Regions from separate parts of the Homo sapiens genome. Here region 1 is linked to region 2. Evidence: chromatin contacts called from ENCODE Hi-C or POLR2A ChIA-PET data. All regions are on one chromosome and are shown on one strand. The core of a region is the stretch at or near the end of the contact, and the rest is flanking DNA. Distances in the headings are between cores, read along the strand shown.

Region 1 (3,653 bases), core at 507-3,006, 36 kb before region 2:
CTCTGATTCCATAATTTATTTTTTATTTCCAACTTCATGCCTCTCAGTCACGCCGGCCATCTCTATCATGTGCCTTGGACCCTCTGGCCTTGGGGCCCGAATGATGGCTTCAGCCCCTCTGGCCAGCAAGTCTGTCTGCTGCCTCTACTGGACACATGTACTGCCTAAAGCTGGGGACTTTCTTATCTGGTCCAGACCCCCAGTTCCTCTAACACACTCATTCCACAAATAGAGCCTCAGGCTCCTCCAGGCCCATGGCTACAGAGCCTTTCCTCTCCTAGAGTTTCTCTCCTTTTAGACTCACAAACTCTCTGCTTACCTGCAAGGTGACAGCCTCACTTGAGGAGGAGGAGCTGAGGTTCACTAGGTGGGAGCTGGCCCAAGTCAGTTTAGCTCAGAGGTCGGAGTCTTTGTAAGATGCAGAATGAAAATGAAGTGTTACGACCTCAACCTCCCTCTCCCATCACCCGCTGGGCAAATGCCAATGTCACATCCTTTAAACTGACTTCCTGCCTCCTAGGTCTCTGCCCTGCCTGGTTTAGATCGAAGTGATTAACCTTCTCCCGGGAGCTCGGGGAGGGAAGTCTGGCTGAGCCCTCTTGCCCTTCAGTTCTGCTGTCCTCCTCTACCCAGGTGGGTATTTGACAAGTTTGTGGATTTCAAGCAAAATGTATCTAAAATACATTGTCTTACAGTATGAACTAGAGGAAACAGTGTTTGAATGTTATCTGTTTCTTTTGGAACCAAATCATTGGGTTGGATGATTTATTAAGAAGTGAATCATCCGGGCCGGTGGCTCACGCATGTAATCCCAGCACTTTGGTAGGCCGAGGTGGGCTGACCACTTGAAGTTACAGGTTCGAGACCAGGCTGGCCAACACAGTGAAACCCTTTCTCTACTAAAAATACCAAAAACTTAGCTGGGTGTCCTGGCACACACCTGTAATCCCAGCTACTCAGGAGGCTGAGACACAAGAATTGCTTGAACCTGGGAGGTGGAGGTTGCAATGAGCCGAGATCACACCACTGTACTCCAGCCTGGGCAACAGAGCGAGACTCCTTTGTCTTGAAAAAAAAAAAAAAAATTAAAGTGTCCCAATCTGGGGGGAGGAACAGGGTCACTGCTATGAGAAAGCTAGAGATGGCCTAGGGTCCTTTCTAAAATTTCCTCTGATATTCCTCACACTTTCAAATGATTTCTCCTTTCTTCCCACTCCAGCCACAGACTGCTAGGAAGTACAGTATTTTTTCTTTTGGAAGAAAAAGTAAATGGGAAGGCACAGGATTTTTATTAATGCTGTTACTGATTTTAAAATAAGCTAAGAATGTGCCGTCAATCCAGTTGGCTGCTCCCTGCCGCCCACGGAGCCTGTAATCACTGCCTTACAGCTCACGAGAACAATGGCAACACAAGCAAACCACATCTGCATTTCCACATTCTGAGCAGCAGGTCCCTGAAATAGAGGCAGGGTACGGGAAATTATAGGACTTCAGTGAAACTGTAGGATTGCTGGGATTCCCACAGGCGCCCAGCCCTGGCTCGGGGAATATTTGAGTGTGGGAACTACCCTAGCATCTCTGCACTTACAGGAGAACCAGGGGATTCACCCGTCATGAGAGCAGAGCTCCTATACCCTGGCATCCTGCGCCCCAGGCACCCGAGGGATCCTGGGAAAACCCAAAGCTATGTGGCTAAAACTCCTGCTTTGGGGCTCAGGGTTCAGGGGGTACGCTAGACTCCTCTCCCCATTCGATTCTTGCATTTGGCAGACGAGTCACCCGGGCAGTGGGATGAGGATGGCACCAACAGAGTCAACAGAAGGAAGACGGCTCTGGCCGGGCCCCAGGGAGGGAGGCAGCGGTCAGGACAGTGGTCTTTGTGGGGCCTGGGAGGTGTGGATGCTGGGAGGGATGTGGGGGTGGTCCTGGATGACTGTTGTTCTTTCTGGACCTGGGAAGTGGTTACATGGGCGTGTCCACTTCATGATAATTTGATTTTTTGTCTTTTTTTAAAATGTTTGCTATCCATCAAAATTTGAAAAAGCTCCCAGGGCTTTGGTAACTCCCTGTGGGGCAGAGAGAGTCCACAGAATGTCAAGGCTGGATTTTCTGCCAGGCTGGAAGGAGGAGGGCTCAGGGTTGTATTTGATTTGTTTAGGAGATGGAAAGAAACTGGCCATGTCTTACACAAGGGAAAATAGTTGTTTTCCCAACATCTGGGGTCTCGAAGGCACTCGAGAAGTGATTACTTTGGGGGGTTTCTGCTTCTCCTGGCAGGCTGAGCTGTTCTGGCTGGGAGGCCTCACTTGTCTCCCCGTCCACACTGCTGGCCCGTGGGGTCTCGCGATGGCTGATGCTGATGTATGGGAAAGCCACGCACCCCAAGAGACTCCATCCTCCCAGTAAGCACTCCATGGAGGAAAGAGAGAGGTGGTAATCAATAAACTTGAGTCATTATTGATATTAGTTGTATTGAACATTTACCACGTGGCAAGCAGGGGTGCCGGGGAAAAAACGACTAAAACCTGGGAGGAAGTTTTTTTTTTTCTTTTGAGACGGAGTCTCGCTCTGTAGCCCAGGCTGGAGTGCAGCGGCGCGATCTCGGCTCACTGCAACCTCCGCCTCCCGGGTTCACACCATTCTCCTGCCTCAGCCTCCCGAGTAGCTGGGACTACAGGTGCCCACCACCACGCCCGGCTAATTTTTTGTATTTTTAGTAGAGATGGGGTTTCATCGTGTTAGCCAGGATGGTCTCGATCTCCTGACCTCATGATCCGCCCGCCTCGGCCTCCCAAAGTGCCGGGATTACAGGCGTGAGCCACCGCGTCCGGCCAAGGAAGGTATTTTTATTGGCCACAATTAACAGATGAAAAAGGCGAAGATCCAGGTGTGTTTGGAACTTGGGCCAGGTTAGGGGGTTACACAGGCTCAAGAACTGCCTTTCACTTGTTTAGATTCAGTCAAGACCAGAACAAAGAGAAACACGGAGATTTCTGTCCAGGAGTGGGCCTTCAGGGACTGCATAGCTTCTCAGTGCTCGACTTGCGTGATGGGATAAGTGCTCTTAGAGCTCACTCACCCCTTCTGTCATGTGAAGACACAGGGAGATGGCATCATCAATGAACGAGAAAGTGGGCCCTCCCCAGACAGCGAATGTCCTGGCACCTTAATCTTGGACTTTCAGCCACTAGAACTGCAAGAAATAAATTTCTGTTGTGTGCGAGCCATCCAGTCCATGGTACTTTGTTACAGCAGCCTGAAGGTACTAGCAAGCCTTAAGAAAAGTATCAGAAAATGGCCGGGCGTGATGGCTCACGCCTGTAATCCCAGGGCCTTGGGAGGCCGAGGCAGGTGGATCACGAGGTGAGGAGATCGAGACCATCCTGGCTAACACGGTGAAATCCCGTCTCTACTAAAAATATAAAAAATTAGCCGGGCGTGGTAGTGGGCGCCTGTAGTCCCAGCTACTCCGGAGGCTGAGGCAGGAGAATGTCGTGAACCCAGGAGGCGGAGGTGGCAGTGAGTGGAGATCGTGCCACTGCACTCCAGCCTGGGCAACAGAGCAAGACTCCGTCCCCCCCCGCAAAAAAAAGAAAGAAAATGGTCAACCTGTCTCAAGAGCCTCAAGATATTCTCACTAAGGTGTTGTTGAT
Region 2 (3,517 bases), core at 434-2,933:
TCATTTACTGCTGAGGGAACATTTGGGTTCTTTCCAGCGTTGGACTTCTACACACAGTGCTTCGTTGGTTCCCGTGGCCTGTGTGCCCGGACTTCTCATGTGCAGGCCTTGGATGAGAAGCATTGTGTCAACAGGTATCCAAAGAAGATAATGCTGAACTGCTTTTCAAATGGCTGCACCATTTATGTTCCAGATACTCCCCATCCTCCCCAGCATTGTCAGATATCTGGAAGGTTTCTGAGAGTTTCTCATGATGGTGCATGCAGAAATAGCTGACACATAGTAGACATTTAGTATTGTTTGTGGAGGGGCAGGGAATGATGGCTCACGCCTGGAATCCCAGCACTTTGGGAGGCCAATGTGGGCAGATCATTTGAGGTCAGGAATTTGAGACCAGCCTGGCCAACATGGCACAACCCCATCTCTACTAAAACTACAAAATAAAATAAAATTAGCCACTGTGGTGGCACACGCCTGTAATCCCAGCTACTTGGGAGGCTGAGGCAGGAGAATCGCTTGAACTAGGGAGGTGGAGGTTGCAGTGAGCCGAGATCCATCACTGCACTCTAGCCTGGACGACAGATCGAGACTGTCTCAAAGAAAAAAAAAAGTGTCTTGCAGCTCTATTTATTATGAGTGTAATTAGTTATATAATTACTTATATCTCATTAAATATATATTGTATAGCTATACATTAGTAGCTTAACAGTATATACTATACATATAGTTTCATACAGTTCTATTTATTATCAATTATATATTAGTTATTTGTCAGTTATACATGTTAGCTCTATGATGAGTTATTTTAGGTAGCTAAAGTATTTTAGTGAGTATAGACAGCCTACTTTGACTCTGCATCTTGTTTTTCATTTGTAAAATAAAGATAATAATCCTTGGGCCGGGCGTGGTGGCACATGCCCATAATCCCAGCATTTTGGGAGGCCGAAGTGGGTGGATCACCTGAGGTTGGGAGTTCGAAACCAGCCTGACCGACGTGGTGAAACCCCATCTCTACTAAAAAAACAAAAAATTAGCCAGGCACGGTGGTGCACGCCTGTAAACCCAGCTACTTGGGAGGCTGAGGCAGGAGAATCGCTTGAACCCAGGTGGCAGAGGTTGCAGTGAGCCGAGATCATGCTACTGCGCTCCAGCCTGGGAGAGAGAGTGAAACTCCATCTTAAAAAAATAAAAATAAAAATAAAAATAAATAATAATAATTCCTGCCTCATAGAGTTGTCATAAGAATTAAATAAGCAATCAGACAGATTTCTGGTACATCATAAACATTTTAACAAATGTTTATTTCCTTGTCTTAAATAATAACTGTAGAACACTGCTGAAAGGGCTGCTTATCAGAGTTGCCTGATTTAATGTTAGCTAAGGGCATTCACCTTGCCATTCATGTGCTTCAAACTACTCTAATCTAGAGGATTGTGTAATCTATTTAAAATCTTATTTTCATTTAAGAAAACTGTTAACTTCTCTCTCTGTTACTTTGCCTTGAAAAATATTTTTAAAATGTGTGCTACCAAATAACTCATGAGTCATCCATCGTTTCTTACAGTGACCCATCTGGAGAGAGTGACTTTTAAAATGTGTGAATGTTCCAGGATCACGACACCCTGGAATTCAGGATGGCCAGGACTGCAGCCCCCTTTTGTGAGGTTTCCGAAGCAGACTTGGGCCTGCAGGCCAGATGGACACAGCAGGCCTTTGCTTTCTATGCACCACCAGAAAATGCTTGATGATTCACTGGCTTTCTTTGAATCAAATGTAGATTATACAGAGCTGTTAAGTGTGGACTTTTTTTTTTTTTTGACAGAGTCTCATTCTGTCACCCAGGCTGGAGTGCAGAAGTGGTGCGATCTCGGCTCACTGCAAGCTCCGCTTCCCGGGTTCCTGCCATTTTCCTGCCTCAGCCTCCCGAGTAGCTGGGACTACAGGCACCTGCCACCATGCCCAGCTAATTTTTTGTATTTTCAGTAGAGATGGGGTTTCACTGTGTTAGCCAGGATGGTATCGATCTCCTGACCTCATGATCCGCCCGCCTCAGCCTCCCAAAGTGCTGGAATTACAGGCGTCAGCCACGGCGCCCCACCAAGTGTGGAATATTTTTAAGACAAAGGATATGATTTTTTTAACCTGTATCTTTGATGTGTAGTTTTTGACCATTAAATATGACCTTTTTTGATCTTATATTTAAAAAGATGCGCTGGCTTATATTAGACACAAGTAGAAAATTTAACTTTTCCAAGAGCAACACATAATTTTTAGTCATGGTTTGCTCATATTAAACATATGGTTACTGTATTACTAAAAAATATCAAAGTAATTTATGACTTTTAGAAAATCCACAATGCTGGTCCTTATTAAAAAAAGCATCAGGGTGAAGGTTACTGGAAGGAGTGCTCTTTTGCAGTTATTTGTCTTTGGATATTTTTAACATCTTTCATTACAGAAAGCTAAGTAGAAGTAGACAAGGAACATTTTGTCCTTGAGTCTAAAAATATGATTTTCCCCTTTCTTTCAAATTTTGAAGACTTTAACATCTCATAGTTTCTTTTTTAATGAAATCATTTAAACATAAAGTCACTGGAATATTTTTAATGAGCCATTTCAAAGAACTAATGAATTAAAATAACTTTCTGTTTCTCATCTTAACTGTTCTTTCCCTGACTGTAGAATTATTATTTGGAAAGTGGAAAGACTGGCCGGGTGCATTGGCTCACGCCTGTAATCCCAGCACTTTGGGAGGCTGAGGTGGGTGGATCATGGGGTCAGGAGATCGAGACCATCCTGGTTAACACGGTGAAACCCTGTCTCTACTAAAAAATACAAAAAATTAGCCGGGCGTGGTGGCAGGCGCCTGTAGTCCCAGCTACTCGGGAGGCTGAGGCAGGAGAATGGCGTGAACCCGGGAGGTGGAGCTTGCAGTGAGCCGAGATTGTGCCACTGCACTCCAGCCTGGGTGACAGAGCAAGACTCCGTCTCAAAAAAAAAAAAAAGAAAAAAGAAAGTGGAAAGATTAAATCTTGGCAGGAGGGAAAGATAGAAGTTGGGGAGAGCTATGTGTAAGGTGATAAAGTTCTGGAAGATGTGAATGGGGAAGAGACAGTCCAGTGGAAGGCCCAAAAGCCCGATTCTCTGAGGCACAGTACCAAATCTCTTCCACTGTCTAGATCTGGAAACCCACTGGGTATCTGTCCTTAGAAGGACACACTACCAACTTTTCAGTCCTCATTTAAGGCGTTGGGAATGTCTTTACCTCTTCCTGACACTGTAGTCTTCGTGATGTTGGGGACCTCAGCCTCACCTGGGACGTTGCCTGCTTGTCTGGTAGCTCCTCTCTGGGCTTTTACTCCAGCACCCTTAGTCCTGGGCTGATTCCCCCTCCTGCCTCCCAGCTATTCTCATTCTTCACACAGGCCCAGGATGGCCTCAGCTCTCAAGGTGGCAACCATCCCCTACGAACGATGAATGCACTGCAGTTTATTTCCAGCCCAGTCTCTTTCCGTAA

Evidence for each region. A loop is a pair of places that touch in the nucleus more often than their neighbours do. ChIA-PET counts read pairs that join two places held with the same protein, here RNA polymerase II (POLR2A). Pooled maps may share reads with other maps.
Region 1: a loop to region 2 is called in a map of ascending aorta, with 2.9 times the contacts of the local background. The contact joins the promoter of LINC02902 here to the enhancer-like site in region 2. A Hi-C loop is called at or near these places in 2 of 168 maps with a recorded cell type or tissue (CD14-positive monocyte and ascending aorta) and 4 of 50 pooled maps. POLR2A ChIA-PET finds 5 or more read pairs at or near these places in 6 of 52 experiments (BJ, Caco-2, MCF 10A and 3 more).

Annotation. Positions count from the first base shown.
Region 1 is chr7:47,653,488-47,657,140 of GRCh38, forward strand. It overlaps LINC02902 (long intergenic non-protein coding RNA 2902), which reads left to right and starts at 1,757. Exons shown (of 3, transcript NR_171030.1): 1 at 1,757-1,861.
Region 2 is chr7:47,689,713-47,693,229 of GRCh38, forward strand. No RefSeq gene overlaps it. Among named protein-coding and RNA genes, the nearest start is that of LINC02902, 36 kb to the left of the region's middle. Within about 2 kb of position 1,684, at least 3 of the 41 ENCODE cell types and tissues checked have a DNase peak (open chromatin) inside an H3K27ac peak, as active enhancers do; they include ascending aorta, where a contact is called at or near this core.